Regions from separate parts of the Mus musculus genome. Here region 2 is linked to region 1. The links are chromatin loops, found by intact Hi-C in ENCODE. Cell type or tissue: left cerebral cortex. All regions are shown on one strand. Links, peaks and the distances in the headings refer to the core of each region. The heading gives the core; the rest is flanking DNA.

Region 1 (8,333 bases), core at 310-8,309:
GGTATTCTCTGCTTCTAGGACCTGACCAACAGCCACTTCTTCTTGTTTGACTTTGAAAAGACCGGACCTCCTCGAGTAGGACCCAAAGCCCAACTCTCAGGCCTTAAACTTCAGCCCTGTCTCTACAAGCGCAGGTGACCGATGGACACCCATTGGAAGGGGAGAGCTCAGACTCCAGTCTCAGAACTCTGAAGACTGTATCTACCCAGGCTATGAGCCAGGATCTGGTACCACCCTCCTTCTGTACCAAGAACACTGTGGTAAAGCCTCCAGCTCAGCTCTACTCTAATGGAGCCTTCTTGGATACAGAAAGCATAAAATTACTTGGGCAGGCTCAAGAATGAGGTGTTTATTGTGAGGGCATGGATGTGTCTAATAATTGTGGGTCACTTCAGTATTGTGGAAACTAGTCGGCTGAGAACTGATGGATCTCTGGGTTTGCTTTCTCTTCATCTCTCAGAAGGCACGTGGGCTCTCCGCTGTGTTGTCTTCTGACCAATATTGTCCACCTCTGCTCATCCATAGTTTCTGCTCCTTCAGCTTCAAGACTACAGACAGGCAGTTTTTGCCTTATGGCAGGTCCCAATGCTAGTTTGCCACTTGGGGCTGGGAGTTATTTAATTTCTTTGTTTCTTGGAGCTGGGAATCATCTAATTTTTTTCTGTGTTGCTATTGTTGTTGTTGTTGTTGTTGTTTTGAGACAGTATCTCACACTAGTCCAAGCTGACCTCAAACAAAACAAATGGCAATCCTCCTGCCTCAGCCTCCTGATTATTGGGAACACAGGCATGGGCCACCATATTTAGCTGAAGAAATCATTTACTTTCTGAATATTCTATTTCTCATTTGAAAAATGTAACCTTCTTGTCTTACAGTATGTTAAATGGGTTCACTGAGGAAAGCTACAGCTAGAGCTGGGACTAGTAAGAGGTGCTGAATAAACCAGCTATGGCTATGTGTGTCGTTGATCTCACTGTGTCTGATCACCCCTACTGCCTTAACGGTTGAGCAATAAGTAATGTAGATGTGACCGAGAAAGACTGGGGGAGTTTGATATAGGCATGTAAACGGGCTTATTTGCTCTTTAGAGACTTAACGTGTTTGAAGCTTTCCTTGGAAGGGGGTAATACAGAAGCTGGAATCTGTTCAACAGCAGAAACTGATTGGGCTGCTTATTGGCACAGTCTGTGTGTCCTAGGAAAACTACAGGTACTGAATATACAAGTTCTTGGCGTAGTGCTGAGGGAAGGTGAGCTAGGTTGACACACTGAGCTCATTCAGGAGGCGTCTGCCTTGAAACCAGGCATATAGGCTTGTTTACGACTTCCTAAGAATAAGACCTAGGAGTTTCCTCTAGGAGCAAATAGGTCTCGGGATTTTGAACCAGTTAGATGCCTCCAGGCCTAAAGGAATAAAGATTTTGAAAAAGGCCAGAAGGCATGTTTGGAGTCTGAACTGAGACCAACCTTAGTCAGTTCCATACAATATCTCTGCATGTGCTATTGCTGCTGAACATGCATTTCACTACCAAAGTATACTCATCTTCCCAAATAGCTTTGCAGATTCATAAGCCCCCTCCCCAGAAGCATCTATATTCCCAACATACTGTCTGCAAACGGTTTCTTAGCATACAACTGTGTTGTGAATGATTTGTTGGTTTCACTGCAGACTTCTCAAGCCGTATTTAGTTTTCAGAGTTTGTTGACTTTTTTCCTTGTATGTGCAGTGAGGAGTGTAAAAGAGAAACAGTCAGTAAACTAAGATTCCTAGGCATGTACAGAAGCAGGGTGGGCTTCTACTAAGGGTGCTGTGAACTAGTACTGAAAACGGATGCCAGCAGGAGAGCCTCAAGATAGACTTGGCGGGATAGAGAGGGCACTTTCGAGAAGCTGCAGTAAACAGGCCATGCTGGTGTGCTATATAAGCGTGAAGACCTGAGTTCAGAGCCTTAGCACTCATAAAAGTGTGTCTAGAACTCCAACGCTGAGGAGGATTGGAATAGTGACAGAGAGAGACAGAATACTGGGCTTGTCCGCCAGCCAACTTTCCTGATCCAGTAAGAACCTGACTCCAAATAATAAGGTGGAGTGATAGAGCAGGGAACTTGATGTCCTCCTCTGGTTTCTACACCTACACATGCGTATGCACACACCATCATCTCTCACAGCATACCCAGCTTAAAGGACGGGAGGCTTGTATGGTCAGTACAGATTGAAGGAGAGAGAAGAGTATTAAGGGTAAGTGGTAATGGGAGGGGTTAACTGAAAGAGTGGCTTTCAAACTTTATGGGACTAGAGTCATCTATGAGGGTTATTAAAATGCTGCATTCCAAGCCCTCCTGCATTTTCTGGTTCTTTAGATCTGAGTAGGGTCCTATGAATTTTTTCTGATGGCTTTGGGTTCTTTGAAGGAGGGAACAAAACTATTCATTGAGCGTAAAAGTGGGGAGAGGATTGGGATTTTGAGGAGGGGAAAGTGAAGATCACTTTGAGAATGGAAGAGAGTGAATGATGGCTGGGTGTGGTGGGGAACACCTCTAATCTCAGCACTCAGTCGGTAGAGGCAGGTGGAGCTTTGTGAGCTTGGGGCCAGTCTTAACTACATAGTTCCAGACCAGCCAAGGGGTACAGATTAGACCCTGAACTAAGGAAATACCATAGAAGTGCTGGCAGTGTTAATAGCATGTAGGAGGATGGAGCACAGTTCAGTGCTGTGTCAGAGCTTGTTACTCTCCTTACTACTGGTCTGTTAGAACCTAGCCTCTGTAGGAAAGGGGAGACAGTCAGGTTTCTGATTACAGTTCTAACTAGGTCTACTGGGACCATTTAGGAAGCACAAGATACTCGTACTGCTAAAGAATGATGAACCTAGAGTCCAGTTCCTGCTCTGGAAAAATACAGGGCAAGAAAAAACTCACTGGTTTTTTTTTTTTTTTTTTGCTTGGTGTGGCCGTGGAATGCTGCTGCTTTGTGTTTCCAGAATGTGGGACAACAGCACATGAGTGCCTTGTATGCGTCTCGTGCTAAGTGGAGGGTAGGCTTGGGTCCTGTCCTATGGGGCCATTTTGAAGAGATAAAGAGACTTAATAGCAAACAGCAAGGAGTCAGCCACCCAGAGGAGTTTCAGGAAACCATCCAGAATGGTACAGTATCCATCAGAGACTAATGGGATTTCCCTTTTGAATGTCCACTAAGCCTGTGGGTCACAGAATCAACCAGTCTTGTGTTTGCTTGCCTCTTCTTGCTAGCACTTGTGCCTGGAATACTCAGCAAGGAGGTAGAAACAAGATACAGAAAGCAAGGCGTCTCCTTCATTTCCCCAGAGCAGGCTCCTTAGGGGAGGCAATGCCAGGATGGGTGAAGATTGCAAGCCAGCACAGGAGCCAGTTATTTATTGTTACTCAGAATTAGACATTCTCATGAGATTGTTTGTGCCTTGAGCTGATCACAGAACTGTGGCTAACTAAGAACATCACAGTGGGCCTGAACAGATGTTTTCTTTGATTGGGAGCAATGGCTGCTCTTACAAAGGACTCAGGTAAAATTCCCAGCACACCCACAAGATGGCTTATAACCATCTAGTCCTTTGGGTACCCATGCCCACTTTGGCTTCTGGGCACAGCAGGCATGCACATGGTCCACAGATGTACATGCAGGCAAAACTCATCAAACAAAGTTTAAAAAAAAATCTTTACAGGCTTGCTGCAACCTTTCTCCACTGCAGAGAAAGAATAACCCTAGTCTTTTAAGGACTGTAGGAGACAAGAATGAAGTTAGGTATGGCTATCAATCCAGATCTGGTGCCTGTTCAGTGTTCCTTCAGAGCTCTCTGAGCAGAGTGTTCTTGCTTCTGCAATTATTCATGTGCTCCTGATTTTGTTCCTGTAACAGGGTCCTAAGAGCACAGTTCCAAAAGAAACAGTGTGATCTTGGCAGAGGCAGCTCAGCTCCAAGCACTCACCAGTTACGTAATTGCACAAAGCCCTCTGCAGCTTTTCAGAGACTGGCAATTAGAGCCTTTCATTTCCAGGTCATCCTCCTTTCCAGGTGAGTTCGCTAACCAGCCACCGAGTTCTAGGACTTTTGACAACTACAGTGACTGCTTATGGGGATCTAATAGCCTTTGCTCCCCCCAAGCAATTCATTTTCCTTACTGCCAAGTGATCTCTATGAAATGTAAATCACATTATGTCACCTCTTTGCATAAAATCCTTCAATGGATTCTCATGGCTTGAGAACAAAAGACAAACTCCTTCCCAGGCCCTGTGTGATCTTACCCACTCATTGTTCTGCTAGCCAGCTGCAACTTAACTCGCTCTTCTCAATACTGCCTGAGCTTTCGATTCATTCATAATGCACTCCAAATTCTCTTCACTTCTAAACATGCCCCTCCATCTTTGTACAATATTTTTTCCTCGGGAAGAAATTGCCACAGTGCCCTCTTTCTGCACTTACAGTTAAACTGTATTTTTCAGCCCTGTGCATTAGACAGGATAGCCTGGGTGAGGTTCATATCACACAAAGAAAGGAAAAGATAGATCATCTGTTTCCACTTCCTCCCAGTCTCTCCCTACCTAGGAAGGTCACCTTGAAGGACAGGTTTTGAAGATGATGAAGTCATAGTATATAAGAAGTTTGGCTATTTTAGAAGAAAATTGGACTCTGAAACAGAATTAAAACCCTTATAATGAATGTGAGCACATTATCTCACTTAGTATCATGCACCCTGGATATGTCTTCCTGTCCACCTTACCACAAAACCCTGTTTCCTTTAGGGTGCTTCAACATCTTAGCAGATGCCACTCTGTACTTTCTAATAGTCCTACTTTAAAGATTTATTTTTAAATTCCATGTCTGGGCCCTGCTATGCATGTGTGAGTGCAGTGACTGAGGCCACCACAGACAGGATTTTGGGGAGCTGGAGTTAGAGGCAGTTGTGAGCTGGCTGATGAGGGTGTGGAAAACTGAACTTGAGCCTTCTGCAAGACAGGAACTCACTCTTAACTCCCAAGCTATCTTTCCAACCCATTTTCTACTTTTTTCCTTTCCTTTCCTTTCCTTTCCTTTCCTTTCCTTTCCTTTCCTTTCCTTTCCTTTCCTTTCCTTTTCTTTTCTTTCTTTTTTTTCCCCCAAGACAGGGTTTCTCTGTGTAGCCCTGGCTGTCCTGGAACTCACTTTGTAGACCAGGCTGGCCTCGAACTCAGAAATCCACCTGCCTCTGCCTCCTGAGTGCTGGGATTAAAGGCGTGCGCCACCACGCCCGGCTCAACTGGCCGTCTTTTTTACTCTTTTTTTTTTTTTTTCATTTTTTTTTTTTTCATTTTCCTACTTTTAAATGAGGAAAAAATAATGCTCACAATCAGAAAAGAAATATTTTATCAATTGTTTGTGACTAAAAGAAGATCCCACTAAGTGTTTTAAACATTTAATTTTTTTCCCTAGTATAACAAGGGACCTGAAGGTTGGTGACTTGGCTTTTGGTTCAGGAGCTCGAGAGTGTTAGGAGTGAGCTTTGTGAGTCTGTGATTTTCTTGGTGTCTTGGTTCTCTGAGTCCCAGGGTGCAGGCTTAACTAAGCAGAGGCTCCTTGCTTCTTAGGCTTCTTGGAAGTCTCTCCAGTTGCTGCACCCTTTTCTTTCTTTTTGGTTTCACTTCAAGGATCTGTTCTCTCATTAGTACTCTGGTACAAATATGTTATGTTCTCCGTAATGACTGAATCTAATCTAGAAAATCGACCCTTTAGATACAATTTCCCTCTGTCACTTCCCACATTCCAGTAACTTGTCAGTAGCTCTTAGGGCTCAAACTTCTCTTCAGTTCAGTGGATCAGAGAATATGATCTCTTACTCATTTTTTTTTAACCTCTTCTGTTTATTTGGAGATTGGAATGGAGAAAGGTATATTGGAGAAAATTAAACTTACCCAATTAATGCATCATTGATAGGTCCGACCAAGGCAAGCATTTGAATGTTGGCTCTTGTGGTTTTCGGTGAGGTCCTGGAGCTTCCTGTGGCGACATGTGCATTGGCTGATTTTGGTTGATTCCTATGACATATAAGCCAACTGCTCCTCAAGTTCATTGCTCTTTTTTTTTATTTTATTTTTTTAATTAGATATTGTCTTCATTTACATTTCAAATGCTATCCCGAAAGTCCCCTATTCCCTCCCCCTGCCCTGCTCCCCAACCCATCCACTCCCGCTTCCTGGCCCTGGCATTCCCCTTAACCCTGATGGTATATGCTAGTTAGTTTTTGTCAAATAGACAGACTAAAGTCACCTGGGAGGAGAACATCTCAGCTGGGAATATGCCTCCATCACATGGGCCTGTAGGCCTGTCTGTGGGGCATTGCCACTCAGGCAGGTGGGCCTGGGCTGTGTAAAAAAGAAAATTGAATAAACCATGGAAAGCAAACTGGATAAGCCGCAGTACAGCCTTTACCTCAGTTCCTGCCTCATGCTCCTGCCCTGGCTTTCCTTGATTCTGGACTCTAACTTGTAAGATGTAATGAAAATGAACCCTTTCCTCCTCTAGCTGGCTTTGTCAGTATTTTACCAGAGCAAGAGGCAGCAAACTAGAGCACAGTGTATCTACTGCCACCTAGTGCCAAAGAGCCTTACCTAGCAAAAAGCCTTCCCTGAGAAGGTCCCAACATATCCTCAGGGCTGGTTATCTTTCAAGGAGCCCATGGGAAAACCATGCACATTTATCCTGTCAAACAGGGGGTGCAGGCCAGGCAGCAGTAACAATTCTTTTCTTGTGCTATTGAGAAGTCCCAGTCCAACTGGTTCTGAACCAGTTCCCTGTATTTATGTGTGTCCCTAGCCTCATGTCTTTGGCATGCTATGTGGTGGTTTGGGTATGTGTTACAGTGTTCTTCACACTCATTTTCTTTCTGGGAAATCAACTGCACTATATTTCCTATATCCCCATAGAGTTGTGTGTCAACGGATAATATAGACAATTGGTTGATAATGAAACTGCTGCTTCCAGACTTGGATCTAACGAACACTTCCCTTGTGTTATTTCCACATTGCCCAACTTGATGCATTTTCGCAGGAGTGCCTAAATCTTGAGCATCACCAAAACTAGAGTCAACATGATTAGGAACACCTGGACTAGGCTTCACTTCAGTGAGAAGTATATTACTGTTTTTTGAGGTACTAGTAATCTCTTAAAGTCCTTTTAATGTAAGAGAACAAAGCACCGATAAGGAAAAATACACAAAACAATATTTAACTCTGAAAACCACCCAGCCTAAGCAGCAGAAGGCCATTACCACCTAAGGCTTCCCCACCTCTTCTCAAACACAAGCAACATTTTTCTCTTTATCCACAAAATTCCCACTACTTTGACTCAATGTTATTTTCTTGGTCTTCTACATAGTATTACCACTAAAGCTTCCATATCTAAATAGCCTTTCCATGTGTCTAGATTTTTGCACTCCTTACCATTCATCCATATTACTAAGTGCAGTGCAACTTTTCATCTTTATTACTGTGAATAAACCACAATTTATTGATTGTTTAAACTATTAGTATACATATATCAGTTGGAGTGGCTAGGTCATCTTACAAAAAAATAAAAACCTAAAACAGTAATGATTTAAACCAGTGTGATAGTTTTAAGAATTTTACAGTTCCATTTCTTTTCTTTGGAGGGAGTGGTGCTACATGTATGCCATGTATGTGTGTGGAAGTCAGGGAACATTTGGTGGGAATCTGTTTATGTTGAGATTCCAAGGGATTCCACCCAGGTTGCCAGTCTTGGAGTAAGGTACCTTTGCCTACCAAGCCATCTCACCTCCAATGTGATTTTTTTTCCCTTATCAATATAGATTGAGAGGGACTCTGATCACACTAAGAGACCCAACTAATGGAAACACTATCTAAACATCTTCTCTTATAGTCCCTGAGACAAGAAAAGGGAACAAAAACAAAATCATCTCATTGCCAAAATGGAAAGGAATCCTTTGTGCACCTATGTATATAATTGACCAAGACAACTATCAGTATGAGATATAGCTTCACAGGTGGCCAAAAACTAACAAAACCCCAAAACCTTCCAACCATACCCAAAAGGAAGAAAAACAGCATTTGAGTTGTGTCTAGTAACTATCCCAATTTTTCTCTGGTTTGCCATTCATATAAAGTGACAAATTTGAAAAATTGCTTTAGTGATTCTTTGTATGTATGTATGTATGTATTACTAGGAACATAAATAACCGAGAGTATAATTTATTTAAACACATAAAAATGTAATCTCAAATTTGTAGATAATACTATTTCTAAATTTTATTAGGAGACAGGGTTTCTTGTAGCCCATTCTGGCTTTGAC
Region 2 (8,333 bases), core at 277-8,276, 330 kb after region 1:
CTGTCTTTGAAGCTCCTAGCAACACAACTAGAGCTAGCAGGGATGGAGTGGGTGGAGGCACTGTAGCTCCAGCACCCTGCCCTGTCTCCCAGGACCCAGGCTGGTTTACACCTGCCCAGCTAAACACCTTTAATGAGGTCCCCGGAGGTGGTGGGAGGTAGATGCTTGGGAAGGTAGCTTCAGTTTTGTTACTGTCTTCTTTCACCTTCCCCAAGCCTGCTGGAAATGTCGGTTTGAATACTGTTTCACTTTATGCAGGTTCTCTGTTGGGCCTAGTTATTTATTTGACAATTATGTGCCAAGCGGCTCCTTCATGTCAGGTGTTAAACTAGTCTCTAGGGACACTGGGGTGCCTCTCACTTAGAGGTGTTTTCCATAGCCACATCCTTATCTACATACCTATCACCCAATCTTCCGGCTATGTGCTCATTCTGTGCTACTTTTGTTCCTTTCCTATTTCTCATGCCCAGCGCCAACAGCTACTGGACATATTTTGTGGACCCTCAACCTCTTTCAAGTTTTCTTGTGAACTTTTCATAACAAAACAAACGTATTTCCTATAATCCCCCCTCCCACTTAGGCTGATGTCCCTGCTGTCATTCCTATGGAGATCAGAGTACAACTTTTGGAGTCAGTTGGTACACAAATTCCAGTGGTGAGGCTCATGCTTTTACCTGCTGAGCCATCTTGCTAACCTGTCCCCTACCCCTAATTTTAAGAACAAAAGGGGACAATCAAAGACAATGGGAGACCTGTAAACTGTTTTATACAGCTATGGGTTAGTGTCAGATTTACATTTTTGGAATTTCTTGAAAGAAATATCTATATCCCTAGGAAATGTTTCCAAAATGTTTTTGTCCATAGCTTTTGTAATGTCACCATTTCCTGGTGTTCTGTTTATTTCTTAGTCTCTTTTATAAGAGTCTTCGCACATTCCTTCTAGGTTAGTGTTTCCTAGAAATCTTAGATCTCTCTCTTTCATTTCCATCTTCCACACATGTTCTGGCTGATCTTGGTCACCCACAGAATTATTTTGCTATCTAGTAATTCTCATGAACTTCCTTGAGCTTTAGTCATCCTTAGGACTGACTAACTGCATACTAGATCCCACTTTGACACCTTAACTGTCATACTGTGTTAGCCACTGTTCTAAGGCTGTGAAGAGACTCCATCACTAGGCCAACTCTTATAAATGATTTGCCAGGTATGGTTTAATGCCTCCACTCACTTGGGAGACGGCAGAGGCAGAGGCAGAGGCAGAGGCAGAGGCAGAGGCAGAGGCAGAGGCAGAGGCAGAGGCAGAGGCAGAGGCAGAGGCAGAGGCAGAGGCAGAGGCAGAGGCAGAGGCATTTTTTCGAGTTCAAGGCCAAGCCTGGTCTACAGAGTGAATTCCCAGACAGCTAGGGCTGTTACACAGAGAAACCCTGTCTTAAAACTCCAAACCAAACCAAACCAAACCAACTAACCACCACCACCACCACCACCACCACCACCACCAAAAAAGCATTCAATTGGGGGCTTCTTTACAGTTTTAGAAGTTTGGTCCATGGTCAGGAGCATGGTGCCAGTAATGCCATAATGGCAGGTATGTTGCAGGAGTAGTTGTTGAGAGTTATATCCTTACCCATAGGCAGGGGTCGAGGGGGGAAGAGAGAGTGCAAGCCTAGGGCTTTTGAAGCCTCAAGGCCTACCCATAGTGATACAACAAGGCCACACCTTCCAATCTTTCTAATCATTTCAAAGAGTTCCACACCCTGGTGACTAAGCATTCAAATATATGAGCCTATGGGGGCCATTCTTATTCAAACCACCGCAGTCCCCTTCAACCCAGTGTATCAGCACCTTTATCTTCTCCCACCTACTCTTCTCCCCCACCCCAAACGCCCATTTCTGTCCTCTCAGCCAAACACCTGGGACCAATATTTAGTATTATGTAATTCAGATATTTTAAAAAATGACTGCAAATTTTTTGATGTTTGTCACTTGTGACTATCAGCAAATAGAGCATACTAAGCGTGATGTTTTGTGACATCTAAGGTTAGACTATCAAAGATGTTGCTACTTTCTGGGTAGCTTGGTATGCATATTGTGATTGCTGCCTCTCAGGATCCTGCTCTCTTTGATCCTGTCTATCACACTGTGAGAAACTTGAGAAGTCTGAGCTGAGTTCAGCCTTTCACTTGTTCCAGCCCAGCACTGTACATGCAATTGAAGAAGCCTTTAGGTGATTCTAATGATGGCTCAAGCCACTCCCACATTTGAATTTCCTAGATGCTCATGGGATAGAAATAAACCACTTCTGCTGCATCTCATTGGAATCACAGAATAACAAGCCGTCTGCTTTATGCCACTAATTTGGAGTGATTTGTTACTTAGTACTGTGGTTTGAGTCTTAAAGGTACCCCACAGGCTATGTTCTGAGGTCTTGGTCAATAGGTTCTGGCACAATTGGGGGATGGTAAAACTTTTAGGAAGGGGCAGGTAGCATGCCAATGAGGTATGCCCTTGAGAATGTTGGGGTTCTAACATTTTTCTATCTTACCCTTTACTTCTAGGATGGCACGAGGTAAACAGCCTCCGCTGCCATATACTCTGTGGCATGATCTACTTCCTCACCACTGTTCCAAAGGCAAGCATGGCAGAAATTTCTGAATCAAGATAAACTTTTTTTTTTTCTGTTATTAATCTCATTTTGGAACAGTGATGGACAGCTGACTAATACAGCCAACATAGTAACTACCACTATCACTGGAACAACAGTAATAGAGAAATCTATAGTTTGATATATTTTCACAAATTGAACTTACCCAGCTCAGTACTTGGCTCAAGAAGCAGAACTATTATAAGCTTGAGGAGTCACTCTTCTTCTTTCTAGTCACTGTCACTCCCACCTCTCATAACAATGCCTCAGCTCTGGAAATTTGTGAGTATGCCCTTGAGTGGTGTGTGTGTGTGTGTGTGTGTGCTTGTGGAGGCCTGAGACTGATGGAAGGAATCACACTTGTTTGTTCTTCCATCTGATTTAATGAGACAGGTTCTCTCAATAAAACAGAGTCACCTTTCAAGGACAGATCCCGGTGGATCACAACACCCACCCGGTATTTATGTAGATTCTGGGGAATTTGAACTCTGGCTGTCACGTTTGCTCAGCCAGTGCTTTAACCAGGATGGTATCTCTCTGGTTCCCTTTGATGGTTTTTAATTTATACAGGATGTCAATATTTAATCCTTTCCCTTCCCTTTACCCAAGTCTCAAACCCTTCCCAGTGTCCACAAACTCCCTTTTCTACATCCTTTTGATCCTATTTTGGGCTTTGCTTTTGAATGACCATTTGCAAAGGTGCCCTGTCCACCTGACTATGTATAAAATTCCAAGACTATAATATAAACTAACACGGTCAACTAGTCCCGCAGTATTATATATTCCGTTTTCATTCTCATCTGATCTTTGCTTTGCATGCTCCCAGCTCCAGGTGTTCTCCGGGTCTTGACCATTCTGCCTTGCCTTGGGATAGCTAATTCTTTAGGGTGAAATTTTTATTTCTTTCTTCTTTATGGATACTTTTAATTTGAACCAGTTTTAGAATCACAGAAAAGTCACAAAAACAACACACAAAGCTGTAAACTCCTTACCCATGCCCCCCTGTCATCCATCATATTATGTAATCACAGAATGATCACAATCAGGTAACACTGATAGAATCAACTACAGATTTTATCGGAAACTGCTAATTCTCTTAGTGTTTCTCACTCTTGTTTCAGCCAGCATTTCTCCCTGAAGCCATCTCTCAGCTCTTTCATCCTCTATGAACAGGGATCATGCTAAGTGCTGCTTCTAGACGCTTTTCCTTTCGCAGCCCTAAGACTGAGACAGGTTCTAACGGATCAGGAATCCAGGCTGTCATGTAGGAACTTATTCCACGTTCTACGAGGTCACGGAAGCTTCGGGAGAGCTAGGAAGAGGCGGTCTTCACGGGTAGGAAGGTAGAATCCAACCGGCGTGCATAAGTCTGGTGGAAACAAACTAGCTTGGTAGCAAACAGCCTGGTCTAGGAGAGCTTTCTACAGCCCTGCCCACAGACTGGCCCTTGGCCTATCCTTTAGGAAAAGCCCTGCCCACTTGACGCTATAAGCACCGCCCAGGGCCTGTGTTCCCGCCCCCTCGTCCTCGCCCTCTATCTCTCCCAGTGCCTTCCAAAGCCTACTCTTTCCTAGCCTCAGAAGCTTGTCCCTCCCTTAGAGCAGCCTTCTGCCCTCCGGTTCGAATTTCTCTCCTCTGTCCCCGCCTCTTCTCAGTCGTCCCCTATAAAACGCCAGAATCCTCAGAAGGGCGGAGTCTGCGGGTCGAGGGGGCGGGGCCTGAGAGTGTGGAGCCGCTCCTTTCTTGGAATGCGGACGGAGACCCCGCCCCTGCGCTCGGCCGTTGCCAGGAAACGGGCGTCGACGCTCTGGCTGGGGCCTGGCCGGACCAATGAGCTGGCACGCCGCTGCCCAGCCGTGCGTCACTGGGCGGTTGCGTGAGGTGCGCGGGGGCGCGGGCTGCGTGTGGCGCGGGGCGGGGCGCGGCTGGTTCGCCTGAGGAGCGATGGCGGCGGCCTGAACTCACCTAGCCCGGCCGCCGACAGGCCCGGGCAGGGCGGCGTGGTGCAAGTGAAAGAGACGCGTGGGCCGCGGCGCGCGCAGAGGCGCAAGGTGCCGAGGGGATTCGGGATGACGGCACCGGGTTTGGAATTGAAGGGACAGGGTGAAGGGTTGGCAGGTGGTGAGGGGCTGCGAACATCTGAGGTAGGGGGGCAGGGGACAGCCTAGGTGCTGTGCACCAGGAAGAAGCCCGCTGGAGGGGATCCTGGGCCCAGCTCCGAAGGGCCCAGTTGAAGGAACTCATAACCACCGTTTGCAAAGGGTGTGGGTTCGCTGAGCTTGGAAAGGTGAGGGACGTCCTGGGACAAGAGTTGAGGGGGTAAGGCCTGTGCGGGGATGGGGAGCGTTAAAGGCCAAGGCGGGAACCAGCGGGGGATGGCTGTGCCTTGGTGTAGCAGTTGAAAGCAGGGCAGAGGAGGAAAGGGGCTTGAGGGTTATGAGACTTGCATGAGAGCTGAGGTTGGTTGTGGGGCCTCCTTGGATGCCCTGTCCAGGGAGAGCAATAGTTTACGATCAAGTAAAGTACAGGCGCAAGTGTTGTGCACTTGGCCGCCCTGTGCCCATAGATATGTTAGAGAGTGAGAGAGGAGGAAAAAAAAAAAAACCCCAGAACCACAATAACAAACCCCAAACACCACACACAAAACAGCATCATAAGCAACAGTAACTGTGATAAGGAAAATGTTTGAGGTTTAGTCATCTACAGAGTAATAATGGAACCACAGTTTCCTCAGGTTCTGCTTTTGTAAGGCAGACTTTAAAATGAGGCCATCAGGAAGTTTGTTTTTGTGTTTTGAGAGGTGGAGAGAGAGAACTACCCATATTTTCTCTCTGCCTGCTTCTGGGCACCCTTACTACATTCCTCCTTCCCTGTTGCTGTCATCTGTATTGGACGAGCAGTTGCTTTCATGGAAGTCACATGGCTTGTTATATGCAGCACTGTGTTTAGGTTTGCTCTTCTTAGGAGTTTGAAAAGCAGGAACAAAAAACCCATGACTTTGTGGAAGCAAATTTTTGTACAGTAAATGCTTATACTTTAAGTGTACATGTTTTGACATATGTGCATATTTGTGAAATCAAGATGCCAAACACTTAGACCACCTGAAAAGTTTTCTCTATTTTACAGCTCATATTTCCCTCTGTATCCTATAATTAAGTTCATTTTATTTGTATTTTATAAGTCCATCTCCTTATCCACACAGACATGAATTTGGGGAAGTTAGTCTCACTAGTGATATGATCCATTCTCTGGATCTTCTCTCTGATCTGACAGTCGGCTATGTAGTTGAGGTGTCTTGAACCTCCTTTAACCATAACAGTATTTAGGTCTTTCTATGAAGACTATCCCTAGAGAATTTGAGGCAGCCTCAGTTTATATTCTGTTAAAGAATCTCAGCTTCAGAGCTAGTTATTTTATCTTGTGGTATATTTTCTTCTCTCTGGAGACCAAAGAGGCCTTCTTCATAATGATATGTCTGGCCAGATAATCAGAACTTTTGAGGACCGACAAGCATAACAGGTTGTAGTAGTGGTTCCCAAACACTGACCTGTGGATCCAGTCCATGGTAGCGTTCATCTGTATAAGACAGGATGAAAGAACTAAAAATAAAGTTATATCCTGGGGGAGTGGCTCAGTGGGAGAGTGCCCTTCCATATTCAAAACTATAAGTTTGATCCCAACACTGCCAAAAGAGGGGCAGGGGTAACTTATTCTAATATTATTGTTCTTTTTTGGTGTTAAGGTGCTCTTTGCTCTTTCACTGGAGAAATAATTAGTGGTAAAGTACATGGTAGGTTTAAAGAAAATGATGAAAATAAAAAGTTGATCACCTTTTTAAAAAATAAATATTTTACTGGTTTATGAAATCCTGACATTCAGAATGATAGTGGTGTGTGTGTTGTTTTAGGTTGAAGAACCATGTACTTATATAGTAATTTTATGTAACTTTAGATATCTGAGTAGCATGCATGCTTACATATTATATTAATTCATTATAAAATCAAAGTGACATGCTTTACATAGCATCCTTAAAATTTGCTGAAATTATGTTGATACCTTGTGAAGTAGGCAAAGGAAGGAATTTTAGAGATGAGTCAGATTCAGAAGCTAGCAGTTTCACAGGGTAGAGGGACAAAACAAGTCAGTTTGGCATCTTCATAGTGCTAGTGACTAGAGGAAGGAAGATTTGTAATAGAAAGTAAAGGCAGTGTGGGCAAAGGGCACATTATATATTGGAAAAGTGATGAAATAGAGGACCTCATACCTGCAAGTAGTATTTCTTTATGATTTGTAATTGTTAACAAAAAAATTAAGGGGCGTGAGCATGTCATAGGGATGAGAGCTTTGTTTAATATTGTATCAATGACATGGAATGGGCATGTATAGTATTGGGCGTATTACTGATAATGTTAGAGAATTTCTTTGCCTTTCTCTCCTCCCCTCTCCCTCCCCCACTCCTTTTTTTTTTGTCCCTCTCCCCAGATGAGGCCTCACAGTGTAGCTTGGTTGGCCACAGAGATCTGCCAGCATCTGCCTTCCAAGTGCTAGGGTAAAAGGTGTTCACTACTATGGTTGGCATGTTAGAGCATTCTTAGGATCTGTATAAATTCTTGGTTCTACTAGAGAAAGCACAGAATTCGGAAAGCTTTTTGTTTGCTATACTAAACTTTTTGTTGCCATAGTAACATTAATTACAATGGATTTTGACTTTTAATTTACAGAGGAATGGTAGGTCTGAGAGGATGAAACATGGATGAGGATGCTGTAGTGATAGAAACATTTTGGTGGTGGTGTGTGCACTCTTAGTGAGGGCTAGGAAAACAAACTCATTCATTTATTCTTTCAACAAATTCTTGTTGTGAATTCAGTCCCATAAGATAACAATAGAAATAAGTTGTGGTCCTATGCAGTTGCATAGAATTCTCATTCTGGTTAGGGGAGAAAAAGTTTTAGTTTAAAGGGAGAATGTGGAAATATATTAAAAAAATCAGAATGATGTGATTATTTCTCTTTATCTGTCTCAGTCTCTGTGTTCTAAATATACATATGCACTTATGCATAAATCTCCACAGTGATCTTTGAATTAACATGCCCCAAAGACCCATTTTTTTGCAATCATCTGCTCTTATATCAATCCAGAGGATGACTTTGATGTCATTCTCTATTTCTGCTCCTTTACCTCCTAAATTTGGTCAGTCACTGAGATGACCAATACTTTTCCTCTGTTATCTCCATTGCCACATCATCACCAACTTTTGCCTGAGTCCTCAGCTCCTTGGTACTTACCTATTTTTTTTTAAAGTCTGTTGCTTTAAAAGTTGATCTTTTCTTGCCTATTCCTAGAATGATCTTTCTAAAAATACAAATTCGATCATGAAACTATGCTGCTTAAAAAAGTTGGCTCTTTGTAGCCTGTAGGACAACATCCAATTTCCTTTATATGGCCTCAACTCACCTCTTCATGCCTTGTCTGTTGCCACTTCCTCCTCTGTGTTCTAGCTTGAATAAATTGTTCACAGTTCTCTTAACAAACATGTTACTTTTCTAGCCTTGGAATCTTTGTAAAAGCTGCTTCCTCTTCTAGGAACATCTTTTCTTCTCTGCCCAGTGAACTTTTCTTACCCTTTAGGATCAATTTCACCCAGTCTTTGACTTCCTCTTTGTCATCCTCAAAGAACAGGTGTAGAGATAA

The links. Peaks named below come from ENCODE experiments on the same cell type or tissue, not always from the same donor. Only the 100,000 strongest peaks of a DNase experiment are listed, where the experiment ranks them.
Region 2: a loop joins it to region 1, with 2.0 times the contacts of the local background. A loop is called at or near these places in 4 of 42 quality-filtered maps.

The regions. Positions count from the first base shown.
Region 1 is chr7:105,724,829-105,733,161 of GRCm38, reverse strand. It overlaps Rrp8 (ribosomal RNA processing 8, methyltransferase, homolog (yeast)), which reads left to right. Exons shown (of 7, transcript NM_025897.2): 7 at 19-1,432. The coding sequence ends at 138. Among named protein-coding and RNA genes, the nearest start is that of Rrp8, 7.6 kb to the left of the region's middle. In left cerebral cortex, for the core only: a CTCF peak has its summit at 6,598 (motif pointing left); DNase peaks (open chromatin) are centred at 3,947 and 6,588; H3K27ac peaks cover 2,591 bases.
Region 2 is chr7:105,396,243-105,404,575 of GRCm38, reverse strand. It overlaps Fam160a2 (family with sequence similarity 160, member A2), which reads left to right and starts at 4,522. Exons shown (of 12, transcript NM_199009.3): 1 at 4,522-4,692. It overlaps Cnga4 (cyclic nucleotide gated channel alpha 4), which reads right to left and starts at 8. Exons shown (of 6, transcript NM_001033317.3): 1 at 1-8. In left cerebral cortex, for the core only: no CTCF peak of the experiment used is centred there; a DNase peak (open chromatin) is centred at 4,318; H3K4me3 peaks cover 2,313 bases; H3K27ac peaks cover 1,619 bases.